Regions from separate parts of the Homo sapiens genome. Here region 2 is linked to region 1. A link is a contact called in ENCODE Hi-C data. All regions are on one chromosome and are shown on one strand. The core of a region is the stretch at or near the end of the contact, and the rest is flanking DNA. Distances in the headings are between cores, read along the strand shown.

Region 1 (6,480 bases), core at 764-3,263:
ATCCTGGCTGATCCTGCTTATATTTATTTATTTATTCCCTGCTTATAAAATGTAGAATCATTGTGGGTAGCACTAGCACTAAATGAGCATTTAGAACGCTAGGCTTTAATTCCAGCTTGGATAATTGCTTTGCTGCTTCCCAGAATTTTGACTCACTTTCCCCATCTGTAAAGAGAGTGAGTATTGAAGTTCTTAGACCTCGCTTCGTGTCAGAATAATGTGTCATTATGGGAACTAATGAGATCATGTTCATAAGAGGATTTGTTTTCTTCATTGTGGTGAAACATCAGAGATGGAAATCCACCCAGCAATTGTTGTCATAATAATTATAGTAAGCAATTAAAAAACATACAACAGCGGTGGTTTTCTACTTTTTCTCTAATTATAAAGAAGATTAGGAAGGGAGAAGGAAGGGGTTGCAAAATGAAAACCAGACTTGCTTTGAATGAGATAGCATCTGACTTTTCCCTGGAGGTAGAGGCAGATAAACAGTCTCCGAAGGAATAATTTCCTAATCCTTTACTCTGCATCACCACAACCTTCTCACTGTCTCCTTTCAGAGGGGACCAATGAAAACAGCTCTGTTCTTAACGAATGCTTTCCTATTTGTTGGGATAAATGGTGACATTTGGTGTAATGGTATTGCAGGTCAGTTTGAATAATTGCTTGCTGTGAAGAGATCCTGAAGCAGAAGACAAAAACTGTAAGCAACACCAGATAGGAACAGTATGAAATTTGTAATGCCCAGAGAAATAAGGGCTTCATTTTGCAGGTTTTGGATGGTCTGTATTTATGTACAGAGAGCATTCTGTTATGTGTTGGGAGAAATACCAGGCAAGGCTGCATGAGTGATAATGTTCCCGGAAGAGAAAAACGAGGAACTAGAAGGCAACCAACTATCATAAAAGTAATTAATTGTTTTACTTTTTAATGGTCTGGCAAGAATGCCTTTTTAAAAAAATGAATCATACAAATGGGACCGTGATGTCAGACAGACTGTCCATTGAGACTTAAGAGACTAGTTCCTGCTGTAAATTATTTTAATGAGTTCATTTCTAAAATGTTTTATGAGGTTGAGAAGTGTGGTGTCAAATTATTTTTCTTAAATCTCTCATCGCTTTAAATGGCTTTCAGAGTACGTTTCAGGGTAACATTTCCTTTCAGAAATTCCTTCCAAGTTTAGTGGCTGTTGTTTTACCAATCAGGTCTTTCTCCAAGGATGGTTTTAGTGCACGATTTTTCATGACTCAGCTCAAAATGAACAAGACCTCATTGTTGGCTTTCTTGTTTTTGCACCAGCATTATTGACAAGATCTGCATAACTCTTGGAAAAAGGTCTGTTGTCTAACCAAGCTACTATGGAAACCTGATCCAGGCCATTTAGAAGCCTGATGCCTTTTCCTCTTGAATTTGTGAAGAAGTTTGAGACTGGTCAAAGTTCCCTTAGAAAATATTCATCAAGGCAGAGGAACACAGCTTGTTCACTGCATTTCACTTTTCATCTTAAATAAGCTTTGCAAATAGACTCACTGGCCCAGGGTGAAGGGGGCACTGCCGAGAGGGCATTATAAAGCATGAAGATTTCACTTATTTTGTTCCTTATGTTCTGACTAGGCAGGAGCAGGGAGGAGCAACAGCTTGGCTTATTTTTTTCTTTTTCTTTTTTTTTTAAGCACACTCACGAAAGTGATGGTTGGAAAAATATTGTAGATGCCTGCTCTACATCAGTAAATAATTCTATATTCATTAGAAGCATTCAAGCTTTACCTCAAACATGCAGGTTCTAAAGAGAAGCCCAGAAATGCAGTCTACACTCCGCTCTCCCTTAAGAATCTTCCTTCCCCCGCTCCTTTCCTTAAATACCAAATTGAAAAAGAACAGAACACTTGAGGAAGATGAAGAAAGAGTCCATGCATCACCTTGGGAGCCTACTCTGCCTTATATAGAGAGAAGCACTAGGAATGACCTAAGCTGTGTCTAGTCAAGGGCTTTGCTCAATAAATTCTCCAGGCCACTTCCTTTCTTTGTTTATTGCCAAGTATTCTGAGGTCTTAAAAGGGTAGAGGGAGACTTCACTTCCAGTATCTTTAGGTATAAATCTTATCCCAGTAAAACAAGGCTTGCACAATTTATAATGTGGCTATTCATCACTATTTATGATTCATATGTACTTAACACTTTATGATGACTCTGACCACAGCCGTCTCTCATGGAACATATGCCAGAGGAGTAGAGCCTTGGGGATGTCTCCTGTTAATATTGACAGGATTCCTTACTGCATGACAACTGGGAACTGAGTGTCTGTGAGTGAGCGATGGCCTCCTTCTTGAGATTGATGTGTATGATGTACCTGTGGTGTGCTTGGTAGGGTACAGAACCTGAGGAGATCACAGTTTTCTTTCATCCTTCCTAGAGGTGATGATAATATGACCCCACCATTATCTGGGGTAAATGGGATAACTCACAGACTCTACCCCTAATTCTTGTCAATATTTCAAACTCTTTTTCCTGCCAGATCTTTTATGCAAGGTGGAAAATCACTGCTATTGAGGTTTGTCTTTCTCCACTCCTTTGCTCAAGTTATGCAGATCTTGTCAATAATACTGGCACAAAAACAAAGCAAGTGAAAGAGTTTGAATAGTCTGATGCTGGATTATCCTCCTTCAGTGAGCAGGAACCGCAGTCATTTCTGTACCAGAGGGTACAGCTGTTGCTGGGGTGCAGTTTGGCCTTTCTCAGATTTCCCTGAGGAGGAAGAAGTTTTCCCCCACAGTTTCCTTTATAGACTCTAAGCCATTGGTTCAAAGGTTTTCGAGAAGGTGGTCAGATTCCTGGCAGACTCAATGAGAGGCAGATTCTGGGTCTGGGGGAAAAACTATTGTATTATAAAATATTAGATCATTAACTATCAATCACCAAATTTTATTGGGTACCTACCAGGCACTGTTTTAGATGCTTGGGATACATCACTGAACATAAGAGACAAAAATTCCTGCCCTCATGGCGCTTACATTTGAATGGGAACAAACAATAAAAACAAAATAAATAAGTAAGTAAAAAGGCAAGGGATATTGGAATGTTGGAAGGGTACAGTTCTGATTGTAAGCAGTGCTGATTAACCAGGGTGGCCAAGATAGATCTCCTCAAAGAGTGAAATTTGAGGAAACAGTTGAAGGAGTTGAGAGAGTTAGCCTCAGAGATATCTGGAGGGAGAGCATCCAGATGGAAGGGACAGACCAGACAAAGGCCTTAGACAAGAGACTGCTGGTGCATTTGAGGACAGCAAAAAGGCCCTGCAGCTGGAGCACCGTGAGTAATGGGGAGAGTAACAGGAAAGGAGGTCAAAGGCAGTAGGGTGGGACACAGCAGGTAGAGAGTTGTGAGCCATCATAAGGACCTCAGCTTTTACTCTGCGTGAGATGGTCAGCCACTGGACAGTTTGAGCAGAGCAGTGACATGACCTGACCTTTTTAAAGGGTCATTCTAGTCGCTGTACTAAAAATAGGCTCTGGGAGAATGAGCAGAGAGACCAGTTAGAAGGATGAGGCAATAATCAAGGTGACAGATGATAGGGTGCCTCAGAGCAGAGTGGTAGGAATGGCAGAGGAGAGAGAAAGGGAGGACTCTGGATATGTTTTTAAAGCTAAATCCAAAAGGATTTCCTGATGGGTGGGTGAGTGAGTGAGTGAGTAAGTGAGTAAATGTACTCTAGTTCCAGACAGTACTATGATAAGCCTGAGCGGGCTTATCACCACCATAGTGCTTCATGATGATCTCATTCAATTTCTCCCAACAACTATTTGAGATACAGACTGTTTTCATCCATTTTACAGATGAGGAAACTGGGGCTTAGAAAAGTTAAATAGTTTTCCAAGGTCACACAGGTCGGAAGGGGTATATGATTTGAATCTAGGTGTGGGTGACCCAGGCTCCATGCTCAAAAACAGAAGTTGGCAACCTCTTTCTGTAAAGTGACAGAAAATGTGTTTAGGCTTTGTGGACCATGTAGTCTCTGTCCCAGCTTCTCTGTCACTGTACTAAAGCAGTCATAGGCAATATATAACCACCAATGAGAATGGCTGTATTCCAGTAAAACACTTAATTTACAGACACTGAAATTAAAATTTCATATAATTTTCGTGTCATGAAATATTATTATTCTTTTGATTCGTTCCAACTATTTAAAAGTGTAAACACCCTTCTTAGATTGTAGCTCATTAAAAAACAGGCAGTGAGCTGGACTCGGCCCTGGACCATAGTTGTCAATCCCTGCTCTAAAAGATAAAGTCCCTTACCTGATAAGCTTAAAACCTAGAATTTTCCACACACCATGTGTCACCTAGATTTTGATCCTGATAACACTGAGATTTAGAGATAAGGAAGCTGAGGCCCAAAGGGGCTATCACTTGTGAAAGCCACAGAGTGAGAGTGACTGACTGATCTGCTGAATGCTCCTGTGGGCTTCCCGGGGTCATTGCCACGTTTCTTGTTGTTGCTTGCTTTCTGCAGAGCACTGAGGGCAACAGCCAGGAACATCATCAGGGTCCATGCTGGCCTTCAGTGTGCTTAGCTCAGGATCCCCCACTATACACTCTTGAGACCAGAAAGGAAAACAAACCCTGGGCTTGAGAGGAAACTTAAAGAGGACATGTAAGGGATTAATCACACACCTTTCAAGAGACTTAGCTCCCAGCTTCTGAGCCAAACAAAATAATTGTCTGCTGCCAGGCTCTTTGCTTTAAATATAGCTGTCTCAGTGTATTCCTTCTCCCAAGCTCAGACAGTCCTCCTAACTGGGAAGACAAGCATGCCTCCTACATATGGCATTTCTGGCCATTTGTGTCTGTGACAGTCTCTCAGCCCAGGAGTGGTGCAGGACCTGCCACATCAACTGTATTTGTCAGATTCCTTTGAGAATCTGCCTGTGAAGCCCCGGACAAAAAGAGCGCTCATGTGATATTTGGTTCCACGTTAACTGTGAGTCTTTAAACTAACACATATTATAATTTTTGAAGCACTTTTGAGCAAAACTGATTTAAAACATCGGTCAAACAAATGTAAAAAGTACGGCGAGCCTCCTACAGCCTTTAAAGGGGAATGTAGGAGTTAAAAGAGCATCCCAGAGAAGGAGGAGGATGGTGTGTGTGAGGTCAATGGCCTGCTCCTTTTAGAAGTTGTCCCTCGAGTGACCTCTGAATGAGGAGCAGACCACATGCTGCCTGCGCCACAGCACAGGTGAATGGACCCAGGGAGGGCAGCTGCCCATCAGGTGAGAAGTTAGAGACTAGGAGCCGCTGGCCAGGCCTGCAGAGATGATCTGAGACCATTGGTTCCTCTTTTGATAAACTGAGACTGAGAGAGCCAATAGAGAGGTGATGAGGCAAACTCAGAGCTGGGACTATCATGTGGCATGGTACAAGCCGAAGTTCAAGGAAACAGGTAGCCGATGAGAGGAGAAGGTGTGCAATGTGGTAATGGCACAGTGCTGGAAGCAAGATCTTCCCTGCCCTGGCAGCTCTCTCTAGTTCCTGCCTCCAGGATGCCAGGCCCTACCAAGGAGGCTGTCAACATTCCCTTTGTTTTGCTTTGTTTTGTTTCTTTGTGTGTGTGTGTGTGTGTGTGTGTGTGTGTGTGTGTGTGTGTGTGTGTGTGTGTGTGTTTGTTTGTTTCTTTTGAGATGGAGTCTTACTCTGTGGCCCAGGCAGGAGTGCAGTGGCACCCTCTCAGCTCACTGCAACCTCTGCCTCCTGGGTTCAAGCGATTCTGCCTCAGCCTCTGGAGCAGCTGGGATTACAGGTGTGCATCACCATGCCCAGCTAATTTTTGTATTTTTAGTAGAGACAGGGTTTCACCATGTTGGCCAGTGTGGTCTTGAACTTCTAATCTCAAGTAATCCGCCCGCCTCAGCCTCCCAAAGTGCTGGGATTACAGGCGTCAGCCGCCGTGCCCGGCCTCTTTGTGGTTTTTTTTTCAGACAGAGTCTGGCTCTATCACCCAGCCTGGAGTACAGTGGCACAATCTCAGCTCACTGCAACCTCTGCTTCCCGGGTTCAAACGATTCTCCTGCCTCAGCCTCCTGAGTAGCTGGGATTACAGGTGCCTGCCACCATGCCCGGCTAATTTTTTATATTAAAGACCATGTTGGCCAGGCTGGTCTTGAATTCCTGACCTCAAGTGACCCACCCACTTTGGTCTCCCAAAGTGCTGGGATTACAGGCGTGAGCCACCACGCCTGGCCGATATTCCTATTCTTGGATTTCTGTAAGATTCTTCCTATTAAGTTGAATCCCCTTTACCTGAGCTTGCTTGAGTGAGTGTTGCTGTCGACCAGACGAATCATGACTAAAACATCCATTCAGTCATTTGTTCACTCACTCAGTCAGTATTTGTTTCTAAGCTCTGGGAATCCAGCAATGAACAAGACAAAGTCGCTGCTCCTATGGAGCTCACATTCTAGTGGGAAGATGAAGATATTAAATA
Region 2 (6,474 bases), core at 778-3,277, 260 kb after region 1:
ACAGGCAGAATGTGATTTGAGGACATGGAAAGTACCCATCGTTCAAAATTGTTCCCCACCAACCAACCAGTTTTTTTCTGAAATTTCTCAACCAAAACCCCTTGTTAGTTGTTTTCTGAGAGGAGTAGTAATGAATCCAGTTGCTTTGACCTACACTTACTTCTAGTGAAAATGAATGACCTGATGAGACCTAGAGGGATGGGACACTGGGGGGTGGAATTACAATATTGGGACTAGCAAGCTGTAGCCTTGGTGAGTTTGTTTCAGGACCAAGTTTTCCTTATCTATAGAAGTAGCTGTATTCCTGTCAGGTCCCTTCTAGCTCTTATTCTATTTTGTGTGGCAGATAGCATCCAAGAAGATGTAGGACCGGGTGCGGTGGCTCACACCTGTAATCCCAGCACTTTGGGAGGCCGAGGCAGGCGGATCATCTGGGGTCAGGAGTTTGAGACCAGCCTGACCAACATGGAGAAACCCCGTCTCTACTACAAACACAAAATTAGCCGGGCGTGGTGGTGCATGCTTGTAATCCCAGCTACTTGGGAGGCTGAGACAGGGGAATTGCTTGAACTCGGGAGGCGGAAGTTGCAGTGAGCCAAGATTGTGCCATCGCACTCCAGCCTGGGTAACAAGAGCGAAACTCCATCTCAAAAAAAAAAAAAAAAAAAGAAGGTGTGTAGAGCATGGGGCACCCCTGGGACCCCTGGAAAATTATTTGGGGGTAGGAGTAGGACCAGATTAGACACTGAAAAAAAACATGGAGAAGGAACATGATTTGACAGTCAAATTTAGGCTATTTAAAAAAATATTTCTAGGGCATTTATTCTTGGGTTCAATTTCTGACTATAAATTATCTGGAAGGGAGGGTGATACTATGAATATGGTTTTTGCAGATTTTTTGGGAAAGCCCAGTTGGTTTTACTTTTGTGGGTCAAATTAGTTTTGAAGATTATCTATAAAGCTTTCAGTGATAGACCTGACCCCCAAGCCACAGCTGCTTAAATAGCTGTGTGCTGTGGATTTTCTTGTTGTGCAGTGTTTCCTTTTAACTTTCCTGTTCAGGGCAGAAACAGAGTAATGCAGGCCCATATTCTTTGAATCCTAGAGAGCAAGTGACCTACTTACTATTGTACCTGAAATATTCAACTAGAGTATATTTTAGGAAATACTTTTTCAGCTTTAAACATGACTTTGCTTCTGTGAATAAACACTTCAATCGAGAGACACTGACAGGTATTCTGGGCTGTTCTCCTGACCCGTTGTGTAACTTTGGATACTGTATGACTTTTCTCCTTGGAAAGAGGCAATGTAAAATCCATGGGTTTCTTTAGAAAAGACAATTTGTAACTACACCCTTATAGGTGCATGTGATGAAGATTAGTGAAAGTTTTCATTGGGTTTAGAAATTTTAGAAATGCAGGAGGCCGGGTGCGGTGGCTCAAGCCTGTAATGCCAGCACTTTGAGAGGCTGAGACAGGAGGATTGTTTGAGACCAGGAATTTGAGACCAGCCTAGGCAACATAGTGAGACCTCATCACTACAAAAATTATACAAAATTAGTCGAGAGTGGTGGCACACACTTGTAGTCCCAGCTACACAGGAGGCTGAGGTGGGAGGATCTCTTGAGTCCGGGAGGTTGAGGCTGCAGTGAGCTGCGATCATGCCACTGCACTCCAGTGTGGGCGACAAAGTGAAATGCAGGAGTTATTTGCTGGGTTCTTTAACAGCTGGAAGATGTGGGTTCTGGTATTCATAGTTTATTGGCCAGGATTTTCTTTATTTTGTGGTCCTCCTCTTTGCAGGTTTCAGCCTCCCTGTGAAGACCAAAGTACCTGTGTAAACAGGATTCCAGGATGGAATATGAGTAGGTTTTTTGTTTGCAAAATTTCTTACTATACATGGCTAACTTTTAAAGAAGTAACACAATGGACCAACCGAAAGACAGAAACCTTGGGTAGCTTTGTAATTTTCTATGTGTGTGTTCTGCCACCTGCTGGAGAAGGATCACCACGCTTGGGAAGCTGGCTGGCAAAGCAGGGGAGGGTGTGTAATCTGGCTCCTTCAGCCCTCTTCTAGGACTGGGCAGAGTACAGGAAAACTCACAAAATGCTGTGGTGTGCTTGGTTTTCTGTTGGATCTCCCTAATTGGCAACTAGAGTTATCCCACAGGGATTTCCCCTTCAGCCTGCTGAGCTCACGGCCAGCCACCTCAGGCCCAGGCTACTCTGTGAGCCCCGCTCAGGCCCAGGCTGCTCTGTGAGCCCCGCTCAGGCCCAGGCTGCTCTGTGAGCCCTGCTCAGGCCCAGGCTGCTCTGTGAGCCCCGCTCACATCATGCGCTGGCCTCATTCCTCTGAGTATCCAGTATGTTGACTGGGATCGCCTTGAAATACTTTAAACTGGTTCAAAGTGGAAACAAAACAAAACATTAAATCCAAAGTAGGGGGCAGGGTGGCCACCTTTGTTGTGACATCTATAAGAGGGCCAACTGACCTATTCAGGAAAAGAATGGCCTTTTTTTCCTGAGATTATAGTCTCCCTCCTTTTTAGTGTTAAAATGCATTTTTACAGAATGATTCTGAGAGATGAGGGTTATCACTGTAAACGTATATTTGCTTGGCAAAAGAAAAAGCAAATGTAAATCAGTTCCCTAATTCTTTTAATATATTTTCCTATCTGTAAAATACCAAAGTCTGGCCAAATGCAGTTTGCTACTCCCTGTGGTCAGTCTTACCTTTCCCTTTATTTGACAACTTAGGCAGAAAAGTGGGGTCAACAATCCTCAGTTGTAACTTCCTTATTTTCCCTGTCAAATTCTCCATGGATTTTTCTGTGCTGTGACCCACATAGAAACACAAAAATAATAGTGTGGTGGAATGAGGATAATGTTTCTTCACTAACTGGGTCACTGTTTTATAGATAAATTTTGGTCTAGAGTAAATGGTTGGCCTGATTTTGCACCCCTTTGGATCATTTTGTTCCTCTGGAGTTCTGGATGGAATGTGACCTTCCTGGATGGATGTGTATGTGGGACTCCCATGGGCAAGACTTAGATTTTTGGCAGCCAGACCCTCAAGGCAACTGGGAGAGGATGTGGAGGCTCAGCCTCCCTGTTATTTGAAATTTCTCAGAGGCACACAATAATTTTGAAAGATTTTTAAATGGGAATAAGACATTTTAATATCTATGATTAATTTAAATAATTTTATCAACTGAAGTAATGAAACAGACTTCTGTATTAAGGGATATAATTACAGAAGAATATTATTTTTAAAAAATGTTTTACAGCCTCAATTTAAATAAATTGTAAAGTTTAAAGAAAAAATGTGGATCTACTCTGATTGAGACAGGTTTTGTGTTTGGCTTTATGGAGTCTAAATTGAAAATTGCTAGTGTAGAAAACCTGAACTGAGATTTATTTTTGAGAAGATATTTAAAGAGAACAGATAGTTGAGATCTAAGTAGGTAGAGGCTGGGAAAATGAGTTTGTACTGAAGCCAGAACACATGGTGTCTTCACTGGAAATGAATGTTCCCAAAGAATAAACTTTTGTTTGTGTGTATTTATTTATCAGTAGTAACAATTGCTTTTGAATGAGCTAGGACATTTATGATTATAGGGTGTGGGTTTCTTATGGGCACACACAGAGACTGTGAGCTCAAGGCCATGTGAAGAAGGTGGAAATATCTTCCCCGGTTAATTTTCATGGGCCAGATTGTTAGAAATATGTCCAAGAAGTGACTTCATAAAACTTTGAAACTTGGCTGAAAACCCTGGCAGATCTGCATCATCTGGTAAATATTTAAGACCTTGTATATATTATTTTCAAGGAAAGGTAATAAACTGTAGAATTTTTTTTTTCAACAAAAATGAAACACTGTGGGGTTGTTAGCTTTTGCATCAGAACTTTGGTAAGAAAATGTGTTTGTTTTGGTTTTAGGTTTTTTTTGGTTATTTATTTATTTATTTATTTTTTTGAGACAGAGTCTTGCTCTGTCAGCCAGGCTGGAGTGCAGTGGCACGATCTCGGCTCACTGCAAACTCCCTCTCCTGGGCTCAAGCAATTCTCCTGCCTCAGCCTCCCGAGTAGCTGGGTTTACAGGCGTGTGCCACCATGCCCGGCTAATTTTTATGTATTTTTTTAGTAGAGATGGAGTTTCACCATGTTGGCCAGGGTGGTCTTGGACTCCTGACCTCAGGTAATCTGCCCGCCTCGGCCTCCCAAAGTGCTGGGATTACAGGCGTGAGCCACCGCGCCTGGCCCGTTTTGGTGTTTGTTTGTTTGTTTGTTTGTTTTGTTTTTTCCCCAGAGGGGGAGAAAAGAGATCTCATTTCTGATAGATTTAGGTCAGTTTAAATTCTTTTTCACTGAGGTTGACCTGATCAAAGTTTGCCTAGTGACTCAGCAAAGTCTTGCCATGTGGAGGCTTCATTTTTCATCACCTGTTGGTTTTTCCTTTTCTTAAAAATTTATTTCTTTATAGAGACATTTTGATATCATTTTAAAATCTCAGCACGTGACAAATACAAACTGAAAGTGCGAATTCTCATGTAATAAGAAAATTAGAAAGCAGACAAATATCAAGGCCATCTTTCCTCAGGTGATAGCCTTTTGTTAATGATAGTATCTTGGTTTCCTCAGGTGATAGCCTAATTAATGACATCATCTTGTATTTCTGTCCTAATGAAATTCACTTCTGTCATCTCAGGTAAATGGTAAAGAACTCATGGGTAAAGGTAAATGGGTAGAATACTCACGTTCCTATTTTAAAACTTGAGAAATAGAATCACAGATCAAGAATGACTTTCCTGTCTCCCTTTTTCTCAATTCATTGTTCTACTGGTAATAAGGATAACACAGATGTTAACAACTTACTTAATGCCAAAACACTTTACATGTATTATTTTATTTTATTATTTCTTGTGAGATAGGTATATTCCCATTTTTTTCAGATGAGGAGAGAGTGACTTTCAGAGATTTTTTTTTTTTTTTTTTGAGACGGAGTCTTGCTGTGTCGCCAGGCTGTAGTGCAGTGGCGCGATATTGGCTCGCTGCAACCTCCACCTCCCTGGTTCAAGTGATTCTCCTACCTCAGCCTCCCAAGTAGCTGGGATTACAGGCGCGTGCCACCACGCCCAGCTAATTTTTGTATTTTCAGTAGAGACGAGGTTTCACCATGTTGGCCAGGATGGTCATCTCTTGACCTCATGATCTGCCCACCTTGGCCTCCCAAAGTGCTGGGATTACAGGTGTGGGCCACTGTGGCCAGCCAACTTACAGAGATTTTAAAAATTACTGAAATTTACAAAGCTGGAAAATGGCAGAACTGGGAACTGACCCATTTCTGACTTCATGGCCTGTGCTTTAAACTGTTACACCATATGTCTGTCCAGTTATATGCTACAGAGAAAGCAACTTCCACAGGCCAGTTGAAGCCAGCTGCCTTTTACTGGGCTCCCAGCCTGGTTACCGTCCTCCTATTTCTGACATTAAGCAAAGCAGAAGGTTGATTTAGACCTCCCAGGAAAGGGTTCTGGAAAAGCTACAGGACCCTGTTCTTGAGCTCAGGGTCATCTGTCACTGGTAAGACCCCTCTCTAAGATGTTTTAAAACAGCATGTCAAAGACACAGTAAATGAATATATCCTCTATGTAAAGGCTTAGTAAACAGCAGCTCAGTAATTGCCCTAAGTGTAAGCAGGCAAGCCAGAGGCCTCAAACTGGACACGCCTTCCCAGTGTGTAGGCAGGCATCATCTCATAAGATTTACTCCCACCCTGGCCTCTTCCCTTTTCTGTTGACTTGGCCAGAGTCTCAGCTTTTCCTTACCAAAGATCAAAACTAAGACTTCTTGGCTCTCCAAATCAGATCGTCACTAGAGTTTGGCCTGCTGTCAGTAAAGACAAGCTGAGTTGGCCTGAACTTTCCTCCCTTGGCATCCCAGGAAATTGAACCTCTGCTGAAGGACCTGAAAACAACACCTGTCTGTCTCATACCGTAGACATAGCTTTGACTCAAAAACTGAACGTTCCTGATGCCAGGTAAATGGTATCTCAGGGGATGCCATCCAGACTCCCCAGCTTTTAACCCATTTATCTTTAGAAACTTAGCTTTTCTCTTTCAGACCCTTGGCCTGTAAACATGAAATTCTATTTGGGTACAAAGCTAATTCCAGAAAAGGGGGTCCTTTCTGGACTACTTCTGTTTTTGCATCGTAGTAGCCATCTATTGTTACTTTGTTGATTATTAATTTTCTAAAAGGAATAGTTTTGTAGGACACATACTCTAGACCCTATTTGTGCAAAATTTACTATAATGGAAGTTGCCTTAAATGCCTGACTCTGCACTGTTTGTTTTAGAAGGAGAAAAGACATTTAAACTCTGCATTTATCTTTCTGCTTGGTTCTGTGAGCTAGTGAGATTTAACTCTTCAATTTCCTCATGACTCAAAAATTCAAATATCTTAGCCACCCACC

Evidence for each region. Hi-C counts contacts between places; a loop is a spot of excess contacts on that map. Pooled maps may share reads with other maps.
Region 2: a map of sigmoid colon shows a loop between it and region 1 (3-fold over the local background). The contact joins two enhancer-like sites. A Hi-C loop is called at or near these places in 4 of 168 maps with a recorded cell type or tissue (MCF 10A, PC-3, sigmoid colon and 1 more) and 6 of 50 pooled maps.

What each region holds. Positions count from the first base shown.
Region 1 is chr14:31,990,163-31,996,642 of GRCh38, forward strand. No RefSeq gene overlaps it. Among named protein-coding and RNA genes, the nearest start is that of LINC02313, 49 kb to the left of the region's middle. Within about 2 kb of position 2,014, at least 3 of the 41 ENCODE cell types and tissues checked have a DNase peak (open chromatin) inside an H3K27ac peak, as active enhancers do.
Region 2 is chr14:32,253,049-32,259,522 of GRCh38, forward strand. No RefSeq gene overlaps it. Among named protein-coding and RNA genes, the nearest start is that of RNU6-8, 53 kb to the left of the region's middle. Within about 2 kb of position 2,028, at least 14 of the 41 ENCODE cell types and tissues checked have a DNase peak (open chromatin) inside an H3K27ac peak, as active enhancers do.